Linked DNA regions of Homo sapiens: region 2 is linked to region 1. The links are chromatin loops, found by intact Hi-C in ENCODE. Cell type or tissue: Caco-2. All regions are shown on one strand. Links, peaks and the distances in the headings refer to the core of each region. The heading gives the core; the rest is flanking DNA.

The links. Peaks named below come from ENCODE experiments on the same cell type or tissue, not always from the same donor. Only the 100,000 strongest peaks of a DNase experiment are listed, where the experiment ranks them.
Region 2: it touches region 1 in a loop (5-fold over the local background); 3 of 110 quality-filtered maps call a loop at or near these places.

The regions. Positions count from the first base shown.
Region 1 is chr9:94,686,029-94,697,611 of GRCh38, forward strand. LOC124902219 (a long non-coding RNA gene) reads left to right here. Exons shown (of 2, transcript XR_007061675.1): 2 at 5,198-5,962. It overlaps LOC107987101 (a long non-coding RNA gene), which reads right to left. Exons shown (of 4, transcript XR_001746846.1): 2 at 6,352-6,478; 3 at 5,192-5,279; 4 at 4,363-4,857. Among named protein-coding and RNA genes, the nearest start is that of AOPEP, 35 kb to the right of the region's middle. In Caco-2, for the core only: no CTCF peak of the experiment used is centred there; DNase peaks (open chromatin) are centred at 6,683 and 8,283.
Region 2 is chr9:94,741,804-94,753,386 of GRCh38, forward strand. The region is part of intron 1 of AOPEP (aminopeptidase O (putative)); the gene reads left to right. Among named protein-coding and RNA genes, the nearest start is that of AOPEP, 21 kb to the left of the region's middle. RefSeq lists an enhancer at 2,058-2,559. In Caco-2, for the core only: no CTCF peak of the experiment used is centred there; a DNase peak (open chromatin) is centred at 4,938.

The DNA.
Region 1 (11,583 bases), core at 2,315-10,314:
GATGATCTTTTGGATTAACAAGTGGATAGATTTCCCATCCCATAAACTTGATTCATAAGCACACGTGTTAAAGAAAACTTTAAGTGCATTTCCCCCTCATTTTAATTAGGGTCCATGTAAAATATTTTTGCTCCAATTATAACCAGAACTACAAATACCTCCCCTCTTCAACCCAAAGAAGCAGTTACGAGTCCTTTGTGGCGTGTTCCAGTTCTGACTTGAGTATCACTGCATTTTTTCCCAGAAGAGCAATCTCTTGGGAAAAGAGTCAGGCCACTTTGGGTAAGATGTCATGGCGACGGCTTAAACTGAAGACAGATAGTGGAAATAGACCTTTTCAAACTTTCAAAACCCAGACTTATGATCCATTCTGCTTTTAACCATGGAGGACCCAAATATGACATGAGAAATTGGAATAATTTTATTCTCTAAAAGCACCAGTAAGCTCCCGCTCCTGGAAACATATTAGAAAAGTTTTTGCCCTTTGCCCTTTGCATAGATAGGTCCAAAGACCTTCCCAGGCTATAATTTTTTTTATCATGTACCACAGCAGAGATCAACAAAACTGAGTTGCACTGTGGCTGCTGAGCAAGTGGCTCAGCCCACTCACTAGCCCAGGGACTCCCTTCTGCAAACCAGGCTTCCAGAACAGGGGATTCTCTTCTGTGCAGAGGCGAAAGTATCAAATCACTGCGTGGCTTGGACTTCTCAAATAGCTGAAAGCCCAAATATTGAATCTGCAAAAGCTAGGAGCAAGGTAGTAATGTATTTGACTTCTAGTCTACAGAGCCAAAGTTCAGCTCTGGCTCTGACATTTACATGATCTTGGGTGAACTCCCTAATCTCTCTGTTGTACAGGGTGAAGATAAAAACAACACACTGTTGGCCGGGCGCGGTGGCTCACGCCTGTAATCCCAGCACTTTGGGAGGCGCAGGCGGGCGGATCACGAGGTCAGGAGATCGAGACCATCCTGGATAACACGGTGAAACCCCGTCTCTACTAAAAATACAAAAAAATAGTCGGGCATGGTGGCGAGTGCCTGTAGTCCCAGCTACTCGGGAGGCTGAGGCAGGAGAATGGCATGAACCCAGGAGGCGGAGCTTGCAGTGAGCCGAGATCCTGCCACTGCACTCCAGTCTCTGGGCGACAGAGCGAGACTCCGTCTCAAAAAAAAAAAAAAAAAAAGTATTTCCCCAATTTTCTATAATTACCACAGCCTTGTATCATCAGGGTTGTCCCTTCTGCTTCCACTGAATTCCATTTCTGTTTCATCTCAGGTTCTCTACTTGCTGTTCACGTTCCATGTGTCAAACCAGATGTGGGATTTGCACCCTATCCTCAACTTCCCTCCCAAAAAAGTTACATGAGGCCTATGCTTGTAGCAGACTTTACTAAGGTCTTTGAGGATACTCAGTGGGTTTATATGGCAGAAACTCCAAAATAATTTAAAACTGAGTCTGGGACTCACCTGCTTTGAAAAATTCTTTAGCCATTCTACCACCGGGCCCCTTGCTGCACTCTTTAAATTCTTTTCTTCTCAAGAACCCAAAATACATACAGGCTTACACTCTCCCTTTTCACCTGCTGCACTCCCTGCCTGACACCCAGCCTCTCCCTTGCTTGCTTAGAAGAGCCACGTGCATTCTGCTCACACAAGTTGGCATCTGCCCAGACACCTCCTTTTCTTCTTTCTCCTCCAGTGTTTGTGAAGGAAAGAGCATGGTAGAGGCATTTTATTTCTCCTAGAATATAAATTATGCCACCATTACCTCTCCCCTTTAGAAGACAGAAGCAGCTATAGTCCATTTCTGTGTGTGTGTGTTTTGTTTATTTGTTTTTTTAGATGAAGTCTCGCTCTGTCGCCCAGGCTGGAATGGAGTGGCACAATCTCAGCCCACTGCAACCTTTGCCTCCAAGGTTCAAGCAATTCTCCTGCCTCAGCCTCCCAAATAACTGGGACTACAGGTGCACGCCACTACACCCGACTAATTTTTTGTATGTTTAGTAGAAATGGTGTCTCGCCATGTTGGCCAGGATGGTCTTGCACTCCTGAGCTCAAATAATCCACCGCCTTGGCCTCTCAAAGTGTTGGGATTACAGGCATGAGCCACTGCGCCCAGCCCATTTGTATTTAACAATAGGTTTTTGAATTGTTCATTCATTCATTCATTCAACAAAGAGGTATTGGCCGGTCACAGTTGTTCATTCCTGTAATCTCAGTACTTTGGGAGGCCAAAGTGGGAGATCGCTTGAGGCCAGGAGTTTGAGACCAGCCTGGCAACATAGCCAGACCCCATCTCTACAAAAATAAAAAAAAAAGTAGCCAGGCATGGTAGCGTGTGCCTGTTGTTCTAGCTACTCGGGAGGCCGAGGCAGGAAGATTGCCTGAACCCAGGAGTTTGAAGTTGCAGTGAGCTGTGGTTGTGCCACTGCACTCCAGTCCAGGTGACAGAATGAGATCTATCTCCAAAAACAAGAACAAACCAAGTATGTGTGTGTTTCTTTCAATGTGCCAGGCCCTATTCTAGATGCTGGGTTGTGACCACAGCCAAAAATCCCTGCCACTATGGAGCTCATATTTGGATGGTGACAAGGAACACAACAGACAATAAACCAATATATAATTAAAGTAAATGTATATCAGACTGTGACAGGTGGGGAAAGATAAAGCAGGATAGGGTGACAGAAAGAAATGGCAAGACGGTGGGGGACAGGTGGCTTGCAATTTTAAATTAGGTAGTCAGGGAAGAAGACCCCATTGAGGAGGGGCCATTTTAGCAAAGACCTGCAATGTGTCTGGGAGTGAGTCATGTGACTGGGGAAGAGGGGCAAGGATGGAAAATGTCACAGGCTGAGGAAGCAGCCTGTGCCAGGGTCCTGAGGCAGGTTGCTGTCACATCAGTAGCTTTTCCTTTCTGTAATGGACAGGATAAGATTTCACCTTTTGCTCAGCTCAATGTCAGGCATTTCTTCAGGGTCCCAGAATTTCCTCAACTTTGTCCCCACCTTCCTTGTGTATTTCCTGTTGATTCTGCCTCCTAAATGTACCTTGAGCCTAGCCCTTCCCCTCCATTTGACCGGCCATGGCACTGGGTTGTGCATGCAATTTCTCCCCTGGTCTACAGGTGTAGCTTCCTAACTGGAGAGTCTGCCCCACTTCGACTCCCACCTGGGTGACTTAGAATTCAAACCTGATCTCACCACTCTGCTGCATTAAGTATTTCAATTCCTTCCAGCCCCCATAACCTTCAGAAAACAATTCAAGCTCGCTAGCATGGCAATAGCAAAGATTGTCAGCCCCCCACCCATGCCCCTCAGCACCTGCTGTTCCAGATGATGCCCGCAGGGCCCTGCTGCAAGCACCTGCTGCTCTTCACTTGAGGGATTGCTCTTGGTTTTGGGCAGTGAGCCTTAAGTGCGAGGAAGTTAATGCTCCCAGGCAGCAGCCCTCAGCCAGTGAGAGATGGGAATGGAAGGACCAATTGTCCACCTTGCCCACCCCTGAGGGAGGGGGCAGTGCAGAGAGAATCACTTTGAGGTGTTTTCTACACTGTCTGCCAGATTTTTCCTGGTGGCATTGACTCCCAGTGCCCACAGGGCCACGATGCCCATTATTCTGACCTTCTTACCTTCCCCCTCCCGCCTTCCCACCAGCCCCCACTGGAGCTTCCTAGAATCATCCCTCAAATAAACAACTTGTACTCAAATCTTTGTGTTTTGACTATTGTTGTGGGTTGAATTATGTCCTCTAAAAAGTTGAAGTTCTAACCCCTGGTACCTGTAAACATGACCTGATTTGGAAATAGGGTTTTCATGGATCTAATCAGATATATTTCATGGATATAACTAAGATGAGGGGTGGGCCCTGATCCACTATGATTAGTATTCTTATAAGAGTAGAGCGAGCACACATAAGGAAGAGAACGCCATGTGAACAGGGAGAGGGGAGGTCAGGTGGCAGAAGAATAGAGACTGGAGTGCCATGTCTCCAACCAAGGGATGCCAAAGATTCGCAGTAACATGGGAAGCTAAGAGAAGGGCATGGCACAGGTTCCCCCTGAGCCTTCAGAGGGGGTGTGGCCCTGCCAACACCTTTGTTTCAGGCTTCTGTCCTCCAGAACTGGGAAGGAATACATTTCTGTTGTTTTAAGCCTCCTAGTTTATGGTACTGTGTTACAGGGGTCCTAGAAAACTAACAGTTATCTATTGCTATGCATAACAATATTCTCAAAAATTAGTGCCAGAACCACCGTTTTCTTTTTTTTTTTTTTTTTGGTCTTTTTTTTTTCCTTTTTGTGGAGAACGAGGTCTCGCTATATTGCCCAGGCAGATCTCGAACTCCTGGGCTCAAGCTATCCTCCTGCCTCTGCCTCCCTGAGAGCTGGAATTACAGGCATGAGCCACCACGCCTGGCCACCACCGTTTTCTTTATCTCACATTCTGTGGGTCAGAAACTTGGACAGGGCTCAGCTGCGCAACTCTTCTGTTCCATGTGGTGTTGACTGAGATGTCCAACTGACAGCTGGGCAAGTCGAGGGAATCCACAACAGCTCCGTTCATTGTCTGGCACTTTGGCAGAGTCGCAGAGACAACTAGAAGGCTGGACCTGACGGGGACCACGTCCCAGAGAGCCTGCATGTAATCTCTCTAACTTGGCCAATTTAGAGTCATCAGAGTTCTTCCATGGTGGCTCAAAGCTACCAGAGTGAGGGTGTTCCAAGAGACCCAGGTAGAAGCAGCAAGGTTTCTTGTAAGTTAGTCTCAGAAGTCCCAGAATGTTACTTCTACAAATTCTGTTGGCTGAGCAGGTCACTGAGTCCAGCCCAGATTCAGAGGGTCATGAATAAGACAGCCCCCTGAAATGGGAAAAAGAGCAAAGAACTGCAGCCGTCCTTCATGTACATCACCTGTGCCAGGGTCTGCTGCTAGGGGAACCCAACCTAAGACACTTGCCTGCAAGATTCTTCAGGCTCTGGCTCCTGCCCTGTTTCTAGGGTCATCTCATGCCCTCACATTTGACTTTGGTGCCTGACATGCCAGATTCTCTTTTGTTTTTCTAACACTCCAGGTTCTATCTTGCTCCCATGCCTTTATTTAATTTACTTATTATATGCAAAGTAACAAAAAATACACAATAGATGTTCATGCTCTCCTCTGCCTAGAATGTCCTTCCACCCTATCCTTGTTTACCTGCAGCTGGGCTCATCCTTGGAGACCTCGACTGGGCTTCGCCTTCTTCATTCCAGTGAGGTCACGCACCTCCACCCTGCTCCTGCCTCTGCAGCATGGAACACATCAATTTCCTTGTCAGTAAGTTCTTCTAGAGAAGGAATTCTTCTTTCCCCTACTTCGGTATCCTCATGTCTGATGATGGATGAATGAATTATGTGTGGCCCTAAGAACTCCAAGGCAAAAATATAAACAGTTCAGCAAATTGCTAAATTTTTACATTAATGTTCTCCTGCCATTTTTGAGGGATTTTCTTAATGTCAACTAGCTCAATGTAGGAGCTGGTCACCAAGCTGTCACGGGGCTGAGGAGTGTCAGGTGGGGAGATAATCTAATACAACTACTTTTTTTTTTTTTTTTGATGGAGTCTTGCTCTGTCGCCCAGGCTGGAGTGCAGTGGCGCGATCTCGGCTCCCTACAAGCTCCGCCTCCTGGGTTCACGCCATTCTCCTGCTTCAGCCTCCCAAGTAGCTAGGACTACAGGCGCCCGCCACCACGCCTGGCTCATTTTTTGTATTTTTAGTAGAGATGGGGTTTCACCATGTTAGCCAGGATGGTCTCGATCTCCTGACCTCATGATCCGCCTGCCTCAGCCTCCTAAAGTGTAATACAACTATTTAACTTAAATGATGGGACCTTATATGTGACTCATTGTCTCCATGCCCTCATTTATCTCTCTTTGCTCCCTAATAGGCTTGGCTGATATCTTAATAAAGTTAATGTCTTCCTTGACCCTTGTCTTGTTCTTGCAGTATAAAAGAAGTCCCAGTTGCTCCAAACAGGGAAACTTTTGTTCGTAAGCCCTGTCAGAGTTCTGCCAGTTATAAACCGGGATAAAGCAAGCGTAATGGCAGTGCAGACATCTGGAAAATTTCCCTGTAAAGAACCAGATAGTAAATATTTTAGGCTTTGTGGGCCAAGAAGTAAAATTGAGGTATTTTCTATAGACACAAATGTAACCATTTGAATATTTAAAAAACATCCTAGAGCCAGCAGGCAGTGGACCAGATTTGGACGATGGGCTGTGATGTCCCACCCTGTGATGTAGTAGATTGAGAGCAAAACTGAGGTGAAGAGAGCTGGGCTCAAGTCCTTACTCGGTTCATTATTGTGTTACCAACCTAGAGCAGAAGGCTCTGGGGGAGATTCCACCGACAATGGAGGCTCCACTCCCCAGGGCATAGGGCGGAGGTAGAGTTGGTGGCTAACCTTCTGTTCTGAGGGCAAAGGGAGTTCGGATCCTTGGTCCTGGAGGAAGAGCAGAGGAAAGAAACATGGCCCTGGACCTCCAGGGAACACATAGTGAGCTCAGCCCCACCCCCAGAACCACACCTATGGACGCTGGATGCTGAACCAATGGATAAAGTGAAGGGAATTGTGTGTGGGCCTCAAGCCAAAGCAGGACAGGTGGCTCATCCAGAGGACCTGGGCCAACATTCCATTCTGCATCAGTGCCCAAACAAAGATGCCTCTCACCAGGGCTCCAGCTTCTCTGTGAGTTAAACGTTAACTGGGGTTTGAGCTCCTGTATCCAGGAATGCAGTAAACACAAAGTTCTCAGCCAGGGTCTGATACCCTCCTGAGGGCATCTGAAATGTGTGAAGGTGTTTCTGGCAGACCCGTTGGTCCTCGGGGAAAAGCATTTGCCAGCAATGGCACATGCTCTGCAGTTCATGGAATAGACCCGTGCAATGAAGACCTGTCCTGACCAAATGCCAGCAGCTCCCCCTTGAGAAGGGCTGCTAGGGAGCCATGCTGGTGTTCCTGGGCTGCTGGAATGCAGAGGGGAGGGACAGCCTCAGTATCTTGAATTCCAGTGAGCCTCACTTTCCTCATTTAATCTCAAGGATGCTTGTAAGAATCAAGAGATAATTACATTTGAGTCTTTTGTCGACTGGCAAATGTTATAAACATATCAATCATTGTAATGTGTCCTCCAGTGGCTCCTAAATGTGATGTCTTTTTAAAAAAAAATAATGAGGCCAGGCGTGGTGGCTCACGCTCATAATCCTAGCAATTTGGGAGGCCAAGGAGGGTGGATCACTTGAGGTCAGGAGTTTGAGACCAGCCTGGCCAAGATGGTGAAACTCCATCTCTACTAAAAATACAAAAATTAGTGGAGCATGGTGGTGCGCACCTGTAGTCCCAGCTACTCAGGAGGCTGAGGTACGAGAATTGCTTGAACACGGGAGGTGGAGGTTGCAGTGAGTCTAGATCGAGCCACTGCACTCCAGCGTGGGTGACAGAGTGAAACTCCATCTCAGATAAATAAATAAATAAATAAATAAGTAAGTAAATAAATAAAAGAGATACAACTTACATGAAGTGCACAAATCATAAGGTATAGCTCAATGACATATATCATACCTCAACACATACCCAGATCAGGATATGCGATGTTGCATCATCCCAGAAAGTTCCTTCAGGCCCCTCTCCAGTCAATACTTCCCTCCCAGAGGCAACCACGCTTCCGAACTCTCCAGAGACAAGTTTTGCCTGTCCTTGAACTTTATGTAAGGGGAATCATCCAGCATCTCCTCTTTCATATCTGGCCTCCTTTGTGAACATGGTCTTGAGGTTCATCCGTGTTGTTGCTTGGACCAGCAGTGCATCCCTTTTTATTGCTACATCATGACATGTATCTTTTTTAGGTGGAAGGGAATTTTTAAAATCTCAAAATTACAGCAGAAGCTACAAATAATCATTCCACCCCTTGCATGATTTCAGGTCCTGGTCTCTTTACCAGCCTCACTCCCACGCTGGGGGAATTATAATGTCAATTGGCTTTTAGCTGTATTGTGTTAGGACCAGCCCGTCATTCCTAACAAGGACAAGGATTTCGAGGGGAAAGGCTTCTGTTAGCTTAGTATTTATTAGTCTGATTATCTGTTCTTCAAGTCAAAAATCTGCTTGCCTCTTACTTAACTGTTTTATTTACCTAGAAAGTAGAAAGAAAGTCTACTCTAAAGTGCAGATAAGCTTCTCAACTTGGAAGCATGGTGCTTTAAGAGAAAAAGCACACACTCTGCAAACAAGATGTGGGGAGTGGAATGGAAAACTCCACTGAGTGCTTTCCTGGCCTCATGCCAATCTGTGAATACTTAATTATATATGTGTGAGTGTGTGTGTGTGTGTGTGTGTGTGTGTGTGTGTGTATTTAAAGCCAACTGTTCTCACATTTAGGCCAATTTTTCTTTGCTAATATGGTCTTTTCTTGTCTTCAATCCAAAACAGATTGAGAATCAAGAAAGATATATTCTATCCACAGTTTCATTTCACCAATCATCTGTTCATTTTCAACTAACGACAACCATTTATATGTCTTTAAATATTAATGTGGGTGCCAAAGAACACAAAGCAAAGGCACTGTTCATTCAGAGCCGAAATTGACTGAGAATTCCTGCAGAGGTGAAGTTTCTTCTAATTGATGGATTTGGTCTGGCAATGCCCATGGCCAGAGGTGCACAACAAGGAAATGAATGAGTGCAGAGGGAATAGTGCCAGTCAAGAATCTACAGGTTCAGGTGTATGCTTAGGCAAGTGCCTAACACAATTTCTTTGTCAATGGTGCCGTATTAAGTTGACTCTGGATCCCCTCAGAAATTGGGAAGAAACTCAGGGGAGAAATGACCGTATGTGCTTTCCCTTGATTAGTTATCGTCACTACATCACCTCACCTTAATCTGCATCACCATATGCAGCCACTGTATTTCATAATGCTTAGGGTTGATCAGCCATTATCCCATAGCTCCCTGTCCATGGCTCAGTTTGGTGCTTAGATTAACCTAGGAGGTGGTAAGGAAAGTACTCTTGCCACCTTGAGGGGTGAAAAGGCTAAATGACTTCTGCAGGGGTAACATTCAGTAAGTGGAGGAGGGCCTGCCTTGTTCTCTCCTTTGTCTCCAGGTTAAACTGAATGATACTCTAATGTACCAGAATATGCCCTTTGTAATATTTTATTTTTTTAAAATTTATTTTACTTTATTTTATTTTATTTTTTAGATGGAGTCTCAGTCTGCCACCAGGCTGGAGTGCAGTGGCACGATTTCAGCTCACTGCAACCCCCGCCTCCCGGGTTCAAGCGATTCTTCTGCCTCAGCCTCCTGAGTAGCTGGGGCTACAGGTGCCTGCCACCATTCCCAGTTAATTTTTGTATTTTTAGTAGAGACAGGGTTTCACCATGTTGGCCAGGATGGTCTCGATCTCTTGATCTCATGATCTGCCCGCTTTGGCCTCCCAAAGTGCTGGAATTATAGGTGTGAGCCACTGCGCCCAGTCATTTATTTTTATTTTTATTTAATTTTAATTTTTTTTTTGAGACAGAGTATTGCTCTGTCACCTAGGCTAGAGTGCAGTGGTGCAATCTCTGCTCACTGCAACCTCTGCCTCCTAGGTTCACACCATTCTCCTGCCTCAGCCTCCCAAGTAGCTGGGACTACAGGTGCCCGCCACCACACCCGGCTAATTTTTGTATTTTTAGTAGAGATGGGGTTTCATCATGTTAGCCAGAATGGTCTCCATCTCCTGACCTCGTGATCCACCCCCTCGGCCTTGCAAAGTGCTAGGATTACAGGTGTGAGCCACCGCGCCTGGCCTATTTTTGTTTTTTAAACGGAGTCTCTCTCTGTTGCCCAGGCAAGAGTGCAGTGGTGAGATCTCAGCTCACTGCAACCTCCGCCTCCAGGTTCAAGTGATTCTCCTGCCTCAGCCTCCCAAGTAGCTGGGATTATAGGCATTCACCATCACATCCCATCACATAATTTTTGTATTTTTGGTAGAGATGGGGTTTCGCCATGTTGGCCAGACTGGTCTTGAACTCGTGACCTCAAGTGATCTGCTTGCCTCGGCTTCCCAACGTGCTGGGATTACAGACGTGAGCCACTGTGCCCAGCCCCTTTGCAATATTTTATAAAGGTTAACCAATAGGCATAGAGTCCTTATTTTACTATAATGGAATATAAAGCCTTGTCCATTAAATAAGAATAAAGTTGCTTGATTTGTCCCAGTGAATTGACTACAAATGACCAGATGCTATGGCCTGTTGTCTGTCTTCCTTCTCCCTCTGCTCACCAGAACATAAGCTGCACAAGGGCAGGGACTTGGCTTAGTTCACTGTTATATCCAGAGCTCCTAGGCCAGGGCCTGACACATAGTGGGTGGTCTATAAATACTAAGTATGTGAGGGGACAAAGAAATGATGGAATGAGGGAAGAAAGGACAGAGCAAGGCTTAGATTGGTGGAGTGGCTTGCTGAAGGTCACACAACCATAGCAACCTTGATGTTCGAGAGAGCCTGAGCATAAACACCACTCCTCTGTTAGATCTTTTCATCTGTGCTTTCATTTCCATGGGTAGTATTCGTTGCCTTTTTGGAGGTGAGAGCTGGGGGAGGAGAGACGTTGCCATTTTTCTAGAGGAATGTCTTTAACAAGTTGTAAGAGTTGTCTTATCTGAGGAAGAGGGCGATAAAGTTGCTTTGAATGTGAATGCTGGTGGCTGGCCAGGCCCCCTAACTAGCAAGTGATTTGATAACTTCCAGCATGGACTTCAATTCATAGATCACAACACGTCAGAGACCTTATCAGGGCTATGGTTGGTCTAACTCCACAGGTGTGAAAGATCGGGGTAGTTATTCCTCCTGAGGATCTTACATGGAATCCTTTTTTTTTTTCAAAACTGTATCACCTAAGTTTCTGGTGTATCACAAGACATGCCCATAGCAAAGGTAAACTTGATGGTTGATGCTCTTTTTTTCATGCTTAGCACACACTAGAGAAATATATCTGCTCATGAATATGTAAATAATTTTTATTTAAAGTCTAACTGGCTTGAAAGAAAATTCTTGAATCACCTCTTGGTGTTCTAGGAATTCAATATTTCTCAGTGCAAATATCAAACTCCTACTCAGATGCACCAAATGGAGACTTGGCTGGTTTTAAAGCATCTATTTACTCAGAAGAATAGAGCCCACGCACAGGGAAAATGTCCCTTCTTCTACTGATGTCCCAAATGCCTCTTTGCTTAAAGATTGCTTAAGAGGGATGCCAATGTAGTTAATGCAGCTCTATAGTGAGGAGTGAACCCAGTCCAGCTCCATATTACATTTTTGTGTTTCATAATATTATAAGGCTCTTAGCAAGGAGGGGAAAGAACCAATTCAGAGAAAAAGAGCTTATGCCCTCTGGAATGAATAAGATGCCAAGATGGCAGATAGTACCAGATAGTTCATCTTAATGCTTTTTTTTTTTGTTTTTTTTTTGAGATGGAGTCTCACCCTGTTGCCCAGGCTGGAGTGCAATGGCATGATCTTGGCTCACTGCAACCTCCCCCTCCGGGGTTGAAATGATTCTCCT
Region 2 (11,583 bases), core at 1,492-9,491, 55 kb after region 1:
ATCACAGTCATTCTGAGACCCAGGCTGATAGAACAACCAACATGTCACATTTTGTTTACCTTTAGAGAGCAGAGAAGAGCACTCTAGAGGGTTATGCACTAATGATTAAATGCTAGGCCTGGAAGGGACACGCATACTTCCATTTACAACTCAGCACTAGAGTGCAGTCACATGTCAGTAACCAGTTACAGGGGTTCAAGAAACCTTCTATGTTTGTGGGGAGGGGCTGGGTAGAAAGAACTGGAAGTATTCAAAAATAGCACTGACGACCACACAGGGAGTCTTATTTAGAAGGTGGTTGTGTAATAGTTGAAGTGGGTGGTCTTAGCTGCTGGGTCACAGTTGTTGCAGTCAATACAGAGAAGAGTTGTATACAAGAATTTAAAGCAGTAGAATTTAAAAGTTGATCATTGATTGGGTCGAGTTACAAAGAAGAGAGGAGTCAATGTGAAGCAAAACTTTTGGTGTGTGTTGAGGGGATGGTAGCAGACCAGTGGGGTGCCCTCAAGGCCTCTAGAGCTGTGCTCCTTGATGAGTAGCCCACCAACCAGTGCCTACCCACAGGCAGTAATTGGTTTGCAAGGAAATAAGTGCAGAAATAGAGGGTACTCATTTAGAAATGTTTATATTAATTCTTTTTTTTTTTTTGGACTTAGTCTCACTCTGTCGCCAGGCTGATGAGTGCAGTGGCGCGATCCTTGGCTCACTGCAACCTCTACCTCCCAGGTTCAAGTGATTCCCCTGCCTCAGCCTCCCGAGTAGCTGGGACTACAGGCACGCGCCACCACGCCTGGCTAATTTTTTGTATTTTAGTAGAGACAGGGTTTCACCATGTTGGCCAGGATGGTCTTGATCTCCTGACCACGTGATCCGCCTGCCTCGGCCTCCCAAAATGCTGGGATTACAGACGTGAGCCACTGCACCTGGCCACTTTTCTTTATTTCTATGCTATAGTTTGCCCTGATTATATTTATGTTGAATCTAATACAAATTTGGGGCATGTAATTTTGTGTTTTTTTCTTTTTCTTTTTAGTGATCTATTTTTATTATATTTTATGAAAGTATAAGGGGAAAAATAACCGCAGATTGTTGGAGAAGCATTGCTTTGGAGATAGGAGGCAGGGATGTAGAGATCAGAGCTGGATAGCAAGTTGAATCCTTTTTGTAGAATAATGAGTTGAGTACCTGAGATGTGAGCAAGAGAAAGACTTCAGAAAGAGAAGAGGGCCCACGGCTAAGCCTTGGGAGGCACCCAGTGTTCTGGAGACAGGCATGTAAGAAGAGATGCAGGCTGCTCTCTGTGGAGTAGCCATTCCTTTATTCCTTTACTTTTTTAATAAACTTGCTTTCACTTTGCAATATAAAAGAAGAAGAAGAAGAAGAAGAAGAAGAAGAAGAGGAAGAAGAGGAAGAAGAGGAAGAAGAAGAGGAAGAAGAAGAGGAAGAAGAGGAAGAAGAAGAAGAAGAAGAGATGTGGATGATACTGTGTCCCAGGAATCATCGGAGGTGGTGGAAAGTTAGTGGTATGAGATGCCACAGAGAGTCAAGGAAAATAAGGCCTGAGGTTAAACTAGACTTGGCAAGAAGTAAGTCATTGTGAATGTTTGAAAGTAAACTTGTAGTGAAGTGGTGTGATCAGATGCCAGATTTCAACAGTTTAAGAAATATGCAGTCACAAAATAGAAAAGGTTATAACCTTCTGGTCAGAAAAGTTTGATAGATAAACAAAAGCAACAACTAGAGTGTTAGCTATTGAGCCCAGCAAGGGAAAGCACATTTTGTTATTGTTTTTTCCAATAGGAAATCATGAGCAACTCAAAAGGCTTCTACCACCTGGAAGATGGGAAAATCAATGAGGGAGGAGGGAGATGGCAGTGTTCCATGGCTGGGAATGGAGTGGAGGACAGAGGCCATGGGAGTGGACCCGGGGGTGAGGACAGGGGTTGGATTGAACCCAGGTAACTACCCACACAGCAGATAAGGTCATTAGGAGGGGAAACGTGGATGGGAATCTGCAAATCTCAGTTGACTCAAACAGGGAAAAATGCAAGCTGGCATACCTGGGAGTTAGTCTTGATGCTGCGGTAGATGTGGTCAGAGTTAAGCGAGCAGGGACTTGGGAGTCCCAGTGAGAGCATTAATGAAGTGCTTTGACATTGTGACCATGGGGTCCAGCGTGGGCTACTCAGCTTCTTCCTCTAGTCCACACTCGGTAAAAATGAAGGTTACTGAATAACAAGGCAATGGTGGGGAGGGAGGAATGGAGTGGGGTTACTTAATCCTTAATCATGATTAAGAATAAGATATGGGGCTGTGCGCGGTGGCTTATGCCTGTAATCCAGACTTTGGGAGGCTGAGGCGGGCGGATCACGAGGTCAGGAGATTGAGACCATCCTGGCTCACACAATGAAACTCCATCTCTACTAAAAATACAAAAAATTAGCTGGGTGTGGTGGCAGGCGCCTGTAGTCCCAGCTACTCGGGAGCCTGAGGCAGGAGAATGGCCTGAACCCGGGAGGCGGAGCTTGGCAGTGAGCCGAGATCGTGCCACTGCACTCCAGCCTGGGTGACAGAGTGAGACTCTGTCTCAACAACAACAACAACAAAATATGGTGGGCTGGTTGCGGTGGCTCATGCCTGTAATCCTAGCACTTTGAGAGGCCAAGGTGGGCGGATCACCTGAGGTTGGGAGTTCGAGACCAGCCTGACCAACATGGAGAAACCCCGTCTCTAGTAAAAATACAAAAATTAGCTGGGCATGGTAGTGCATGCCTGTAATCCTAGCTGCTTGGGAGGCTGAGGCAGGAGAATCACTTCAACCCAGGAGACGGAGGTTGCAGTGAGACAAGATTGTGCCATTGCACTCCAGCCTGGGCAACAAGAGTGAGACTCTGTCTCAAAAAAAAAAAAAAAAAAAAAGAATAAAATATGGTACAAATTGGATTTACGATAAAATTATTTAGTTTAAATTATATCTAATTTTGGAAAACACTCAGCAAAGTTATGAAAAATACAGATACAGTGCTTTAAGTGCTCTAAACATTGTAAAATTTGAAAAATGCTTCAAAACTTCCACCTGTTGAAATAATCTGTTGACTTCTCATTTTCATTGAGCTCTTTTTTTATTTTTAATTTTTCTGGATACATATTAGGTATATATGTACCTATAAGGGTACATGAGATATTGTGATACAGGTATACGATATGTAGTAATCACATCAGGGAAATGGGGTATCCATCACCTCAAGCATTGATTATTTCCTTGTGTTACGAATATTCCAATCATACTCTCAGTTATTCTAAAATGCAAAACAAATTATTGCTGACTGTAGTCACCCTGTTGTGCTATCAAATACTGTATCTCAACATTGTCTGTAACTGTATCTTTGTACCCATTAACCATCCCCGTTCTCCCTCCTACCTAGCCTCTGGAAACTACCAGTGTACTCTATCTGCATGAGTTCAATTGTTTTAATTTTTTTTTTTTTTTTGAGACAGAGTCTGGCTCTGTCGCCTAGGCTGGAGTGCAATGGGTGATCTCGGCTCACTGCAAGCTCCGCCTCCTGGGTCCACGCCATTCTCCTGCCTCAGCCTCTGGAGCAGCTGGGACTACAGGCGCCTGCCACCATGCCCGGCTAATTTTTTGTATTTTTAGTAGAGACGGGGTTTCACCGTGTTAGCCAGGTTGGTCTCGATCTCCTGACCTCGTGATCTGCCTGCCTCAGCCTCCCAAAGTGCTGGGATTACAGGCGTGAGCCACCGTGCCCGGCAATTGTTTTAATTTTTAGCTCCCACAGATGAGTGAGAACATGGAAGTCTGTCTTTCTGTGCCTGTCTTTTTTCACTTAACATAATGTTCTCCGTTTCCATCCATATTGTTGCAAATGACAGGATCTTATTCTTTTTAACTGCTGAGTAGTACTCTACTGTGTATATGTACCACATTTTCTTTATCTGTTAGTCTGTTAATGGACACTTAGGTTGATGCCAAATCTTGGCTATTGTGAATAGTGCTGCAGTAAGTATGGGAGTGCAGGTATGTCTTTGATATACTAATTTCCTTTCTTTTGAGTATATACCTAGCAGTGGGATTGATGGAACATACGGTATTTCTATTTGTGATTTTTTGAGGAACCTCCATACTGTACTTCATAGTGGTTGTGCTAATTTACATTCCCACCAACAATGTACGACAGGGGTTCCCCTTTCTTCACATCGTTGCTTGCGTTCGTTATTGCCTCTTTCATTGAACTCTTTCGAGTGTTAGAATGAGACAAGAGCTGGGCAGAGATGTAGTGTGTCTATTGTTGTGCCCGCCTCTCCCTTCCCTGACCTAATTACTCTCCCTTCACCACCCTGAATCCAGCCAGTGGGTTTCCTCTAGCCTTTGCTATGGTAGGTAGTGGACCTCTGTTTGGTTTTCCATGTGACATTGATATAAGGTATCATGTCATGGTTACTTGGATTGCTGTGCAATAGAGGCCATGGATATCTCGGTTAAGAACACTCTGGAGTTCAACTGCTTGGGTTGACATCTTGGAAATCTCAGACACTTAGGCTCTCTGAGCATCATTTCATTATCTGTAATCTTTCCAGTACCTTGATTGTCAGTCCCCTAGGCAGGTATAACCTCTTAAAAAATGGAGTAGAAAAGTGAAATCTCCATTTCTTTATAACTGTAATGAGTTTTCCCAGGAATCCTTTTCTGACCACTCTGCTATAATTTAGTTTAAGTGGTACGCTTCAGAAAACTGAAACATGCTATACTTTGCAAGCAAGTAGCAATCAAAGGGATACATTCTTTCACCTTTTAAAGTAGAGTGAAATCACTTCCAATCTTATCTTTGCAACCCAAATGCCTGCTGATAATGTGAGCATAAACACATTAGGCACCAAAGAGGAATGGCATCTGGGTGCGAAGATGTGATCAACAAAGCCAGAGTCAACACAAGCTGCCATCAGGGAAGCCAGAGTTCATCACATCACATCATGTTTCAGCATAGTTCAGGGTAGACATATACTGATGGAATAAAATCAGTTTTTGTTTTCAATGTTCACATTTTAGACCCCCTCCCCCCCACTTGACTGGTTATAATATATAAATCAAGCCACAACTGACAGTGATTTGCTTTTTTTGTTCAGGAAAAGGTCTTTGACTGAGACTGACTTGGCCTTACTGCATTGATCTTCAACACAGGCACTTTTTATAATTCCCACAACAGCATTAACTCCAGTGGGTTTTTTTTTTTTTTTTGAATATACATATCACAATAGAGTCTTTCATTACATGATCACAAATTATATGCAGTCACTCTTACGTGCTTCCTGAAAGCAGTAAATTTAGAGCAAAGAGAGACTGTTTAAAACTTGAGACCAGAGAGCACAGTTTATCTTATTTACAGTTTGGCTTAAAGATTGGTCTTTAAGTTAATATCATACCACATGTGGTAATCCTGCAAAGTGCTACATATTTTTATTTATAGTTAAGGGAATAAAGCAAAATCCCCTTTTCATTATGTTATCTTGCATTATTTACTCAGTGATAAATGACATTGCCCCACGGGTATGAGTTTTGTAGTGAAAGACCCTATTGTAGCATATATTTATGCTAGTTAGAGTTACGGTTCCAGAGAGAATTTAAACTCTGAATATGCTGGTACTTGTACAGTTAGAACATATAGCTCAATGTTGTTTTAACACTATATTTTTACTTCGAGTAAAAGAAAAATAAATAGGCATGAACAAAGGGGAAAAGCTTAAGGTTGAAATGCAAGAAACCAAATAAAATGACTAAAAGCATATCCTAAACTCAAAGATTAAAATTTTACCAGAGATAATGGTGGTCATTAGATTGGCCAGTTTCTGCTGTTTAAAATGACATCAGCTTTCAAAGTTTATTAACTGTTTAAGGGTACCAGGAACAATTTTTAGCAAGTCGGGGAGATATGAAAGTGAGCTGAAAGAAGAGTGCTGAAGGGCTGGAAAGTTTAACACCTGCCCCAACATTTGAGGAAAAAACTGGTTCCATGCTATGTCAGTTTGTCCAAACCAATATTCTTGAGAATTTCTCCTGAAGGAGGAAGCCAGTAGATATTTTGGAGGGATGGTTAGTGTTTTAGAATATATTTATTTTGAAATAGAATAATAAATAAAAAAATAGGAAATTCCAATCTTGAATAAAGTAAAAATTAGTTCAGCCTCTAGTCATTCAAAACTTTGGATAAATTAACCAAGAATGGGCTGCCATTTTGCTAAGTACAAAAATAAAGACTTTCTAATAAATTAATAATATAAGTAAGATTTCAGGACTAATATATTTGAAGCAAATATGTCCCCTGCCCATTCTTTCTGCACCTGAAAGGTATCATTTCACTGTTTTCTGTGGCCTTCATTGTTTCTCTGAGAATTCAGATCATTCTGATAAAAAGCCCCCTGTCATCTGTGTCGTTGTTCCTCTGTGTGTAATATGTCATTTTGTAATGGCTACTTTCAAGATTATTTTTAGTTTTTCAGTAGTTTGATAATGATGTGCCTAGGTATGTTTTCCTTTGTATTTTTCCTGTGTAAATAAACTTTTGAAGCTTTATATCTCTCACCAAATTTGGAAAATTTTAACTATTTTTAAATAAATGATTTCTTTTGAAATACTTTTAGATTTACCAAAAAGTTGCAAACATAGTATAGGGAGTTCCCAATTCATCATCCAGCTTCTCTTCATGTTCTTATAATCATGGTATATTTATTAAACTAAAAATGTAGCCCTGGCATAATGCTTTTATCTACAGTTTTTCCACTAATGTCCTTTTTGTTTGTTTGTTTGTTTTAGGATCCAGTCTAGGATACCACATTGCATTTTATCATATCCCCTGGACACCTCCATTCTGTAACACTTTGTCAGATTTTACTTGTTTTTTATAGCCTTCACACTTTTGAAGAGTACTGGTTAGGTATATTTTAGAATGTCCCTCAGTATGGGTTTGTCTGATGTTTCCTCATGCTTACACTGAAGTTTCAGGAATACTACAGAGGTAAGGTACCCTTCTCATTGCATCATCCTAGAGGATAATGATAACAATATGACTTATCACTGGTGATATTAAACTTGATTAAACTGCCTGATATCTCTACTGTAAACATAATATTTTTTCTTTTCCATTCTGTATTGCTTGGAAGCAAATAATTAAGTTTGGCCTATATTCAAGGGGAAAGGAATTAAGTTCTACATCTTTGAAGAGGTAATATCTACATCGATTTTTTGGAATTCTTACATAAGGAAGATGTAGTCTCTCCCTTCATGATTATTTGTTCAACCAATTTAAACAAATTTATTTATTCAATTTAAACAAATGATTACTTATTCAATTATTTGTTTATATCAGAATATTCTTTGGGTTTAATCCAATACTATCATTATTTATTTTCTTACTCAAAGTGTTCCAGCTTTGGGCATTGAAAGCTCTTTCAGGTTGGTTCCTGTGTCCCAATTCTTCTGTTTGTCTGTCTGTTTTCTTCTTTACTTTAGAGGTCCATGTGATGCTTCAGATCCATCTTGTATTTTCCCTGCCCAGCCTGAGAATCAGCCATGTCTCCAAGGAGGGCTGTTTCCTTTTGTTGGAAAATGGTATTTAGAAACCAAGATCTAGGTGCCAGTTGTGCTCACTGCTTACTGTTTTTTAAAGTATTTTTTTTGTGACCACATTCTCTTTTGCCTGTCCATCTTGGACTCCAATTATTTGTCCCAAAAGTACCTGTTCATTCTTTTTCACGTTTTTCTGTTCTTTACACTGGATAATTTCTATGTAACTATTTTCTGGTTCACTGTCTTCTATAATCATGAATCTTCTGTTAAAACCATCCAGTGAAGTTTTTATCTCAAATATAGTATTTTTCAGTTCTAGAATTTTCTTTTCCTTTTCAAAAAAGTAATTCCTATTTCTTTGCTGAGTTTTCCTTTTAGTTCATGTATTACAGCATTTATGCCTAATTATAATATGAATAGCTGCTTTAAAATCTTTATCTGTTAATTCTAATATTTGGGTCCATTCAAGTTGGTCTCTACTAATTGCTTTTTCTTTGAGTTTGGGTCATGTTTTCTTATTTCTTTTATGTCTAGTATTATGTTTTATTTTAGACATTGTATTTGATACTTTGTAGAAACTCTGGATTCTGTTATGTTCTTCTGAAGAATATTGATGCTTTGTATTAACAGACAGTTAACTTGGCTGAACTCAGACTTCTAACTTTGCCTTTGCTGCTGTGGAGAGCAATCAAAATCTCAGTTTAGTTGAGTTCATTTTGCCTGAAGGAGGCTGTTTGATCTCCTCCATACTTGCATGGTTCAGGGGACAATTAGGGAATTGGGCAGAGTTTATATACAGAATATGGGACTCTTGCTTTGTAGACATCACCTTTCCTAAAGTTTTCCTTCTTTTCTCTCCAGCTACTGTGTTGGTCTTGAACTCTAGTCTCTCATTCTTCAGCCAGTAAGACTCCAGGTTTCGGCCAGGTGCAGTGGCTCACGCCTGTAATCCCAGCACTTTAGGAGGCTGAGGTGGGTGGATCACGAGGTCAGGAGATTGAGACCATCCTGGCCAACATGGTGAAACCCTGTCTCTACTAAAAATACAAAAAATTAGCCGGGCGTGGTGGCGGGCACCTGTAGTCCCAGCTACTCGGGAGGCTGAGGCAGGAGAATCACTTGAACCTGAGAGGCAGAGGTTGCAGTGAGCCGAGATTGGGCCACTGCACTCCAGCCTGGCGACAGAGCGAGACTCCGTCTCAAAAAAACAAAACAAAACAAAACAAAAAAAAGTTCAGGTTTCAATCTGAGTTTTAACCCATTTATGCTTAGCGTTCCATTACTGGAATGCTAAACTTATGGCAGTTATTTATATCCTGCTGCTCGAGCTCATCTCCAAGGTCTGATGATTTTTCTTTTCTTTTCTTTTCTTTCTTTTTTTTTTTTTTTTGTGAGACGGAGTCTCACTCTGTCGCCAGGCAGTGGCTCAATCTCGGCTCACTGCAAGCTCTGCCTCCTGGGTTCACGCCATTCTCCTGCCTCAGCCTCCTGAGTAGCTGGGACTACAGGCGCCTGCCACCACGCCCGGCTAATTTTTTGTATTTTTAGTAGAGATGAGGTTTCACCGTGTTAGCCAGGATGGTCTTGATCTCCTGACCTCGTGATCCGCCCACCTTGGCCTCTCAAAGTGCTGGGATTACAGGTGTGAGCCACCGCACCTGGCCAAAGGTCTGATTTTTCACAAAAAAGAAAAATTGCAACCTCTGGCATAAATGGGTTAACTGCCTTGCCTGGCACCAACTAGGGCTTTCTCTCCGGTGGAAAACTATAACGCAGGAAGCTCAATGCCATTCCCTTCTTCCACGTGTTGGCGCCTTACAGTTCTTGTCAGCTTTTTGCTCACTCTCATGGGCCTTCAGAAATTTTGTCTTTTTGTCTAGAGTTTATAAGTACTATCAGTGGGAGGATTAGTCTGCCAGAAGGTACTCCACTATTACCAGAAGTGGTACTCCCTTTCATTTAAGGAGAGGGCAGAATTATATTAATTAAATAATCAAGCAGACACATGTAAAACTAAATGTAAAACTAAAACTGTGTTTGTTGTGCTACTAAGAAGCACACATCTATGAAATCTAATAATAGGGGAATTTGACTTAATTGGTGAGGTCAGGAATGTTTTCCTTGAGGACATGATGGGGTCCAGAGAGTTACTAGACAAAGACAGAATGGAAGAGGATTCCACGTATTTGTTGATTGAGTGATATAATCCAGCTTTCTATGTATCTGGGCTTCTTTTCTTTGCACATATTGTTAACCTCTCAATCTTTAATCATCTCTCTGGGCTTCTGTGATAATAAAAGGTAATCTATAGCTCTGGTGCCTCTAATGTTATACAATGAAGAATACCCTACATGAAAATTTCTTTTTTTTTTTTTTAACTGAAATTTTAATTTTAGATCCAGGGGGTCCATGTGCAGGTTTGTTGCAAGGGTATATTGCATGATGCTGAGGTTTGGGCTTCTATTGATCCCATCATTCAGACTGTGAACAGAGTACCCATGAAAACTTTTTTTTTTTTTTTTTTTTTTGAGAAAGGGTCTCGCTGTGTTGCTCAGGCTGGAGTACAGTGACACAATCACGACTCACTGTAGTCTTGGCCTCTCAGGCTCAAGCAATCCTCCCACCTCAGTCTCCTTAGTAACTGGACTATAGGCGTGTACACCACCATGTCTGGCTAACTGTTATTTGTGGAGAGAGGTCTTCCTATGTTACCCGGGCTTGTCTTGAACTCCTGGGCTCAAGTGATCCTCCCGCCTTGGCCTTCCAAAGTGCTGGAATTACGAGCATGAGCTACTGCACCCAGCCTCATGAAAACTTCTTCACCAAAAGGAATTGTGGGTCTGGACCATTAAGTGGTATATCATAGTCTGTGGGCTTCTGGCCAATGTGATCAACTGAAGTGTAAGGAAATCTCCCTTCCACTTCAGGTATTTAGAAACAACAACACACATACAGACACACAAGTCTCTCTCTCTCTCACACACACACACACACACACACACACCCCACATGCATGTACCAGGGAGAAAGAACACATACGTATCAGTAAATGCATGCTAATAACAAAATTCTTTCTTATCAGCAAAAAGATATGCCAGGTTACAGTGGAATCTTGTATTCAAAGTGTTAATTAAAAATAACTATCAACAAAAGTTCTACACTTAGTTAAGTGGTCATTCAGTAGAGAGGATGTAATACAGACATTTTCAAACATACAACTGTTAAAAGAGTTTGTTACCCATGGACTCCTCCTAAAATAATTACTAAAGATAAACTTAAGTAAAAAGGAAATTGTGGCAGATTGTATTTTCCAAAAATGGCCATAACAATATCTACCATCTTCCATGCTTTTCTACAGTATACCTTGCTACTCCCCCATCAAAAGATGGAGTCTAATCCCCTCTCCTTGAATCTGGATTGGCCTTATGAGTTTGCACCTGAAAGCAATAGACTATGGTAGCAATAATAACCATGTTGACTTTGAGGCTCGGTCAGAAAAGGCCATGCAGTTTTCAACTGGTACTTTGAGATGCTCGTGCTGGGGGCTGCCAGCTACCATAGAAGATGTACAGCCATTCCAAAAGCTCAGTGTTAAATAAGCTTTATTTAAATAAACTTATTTAAGTAAGTTTAAATAAGCGGCCTTTCTGGGCATCAGACCCTCCAGACAAGTCCATCCTCCAACTGAGTACCATTGAGTAACATAGACAGATTCATAAGATGTAGAAGAGTGGCCCAGCTGACTGTTACCCACATTCATGACCTATAGAATATAATAAAATGGTTGCTGTTTGAAGCTACAAAGTTAATTTGTCATGCAACAAGTAGAATAAAATTGGACCCAGAAGGAAGGAGTGGAATGTATAAATTATCAGGAGTAAGGAAGCTGGTGAATATATTTGTAAATACAAATAAATATTGACTTTAAAAAAGTTGGATGGAGTTTTAACAAACAATGTGATACTAAAATAATAGCAACAATAATATGGAAGCTGTTATGGAGT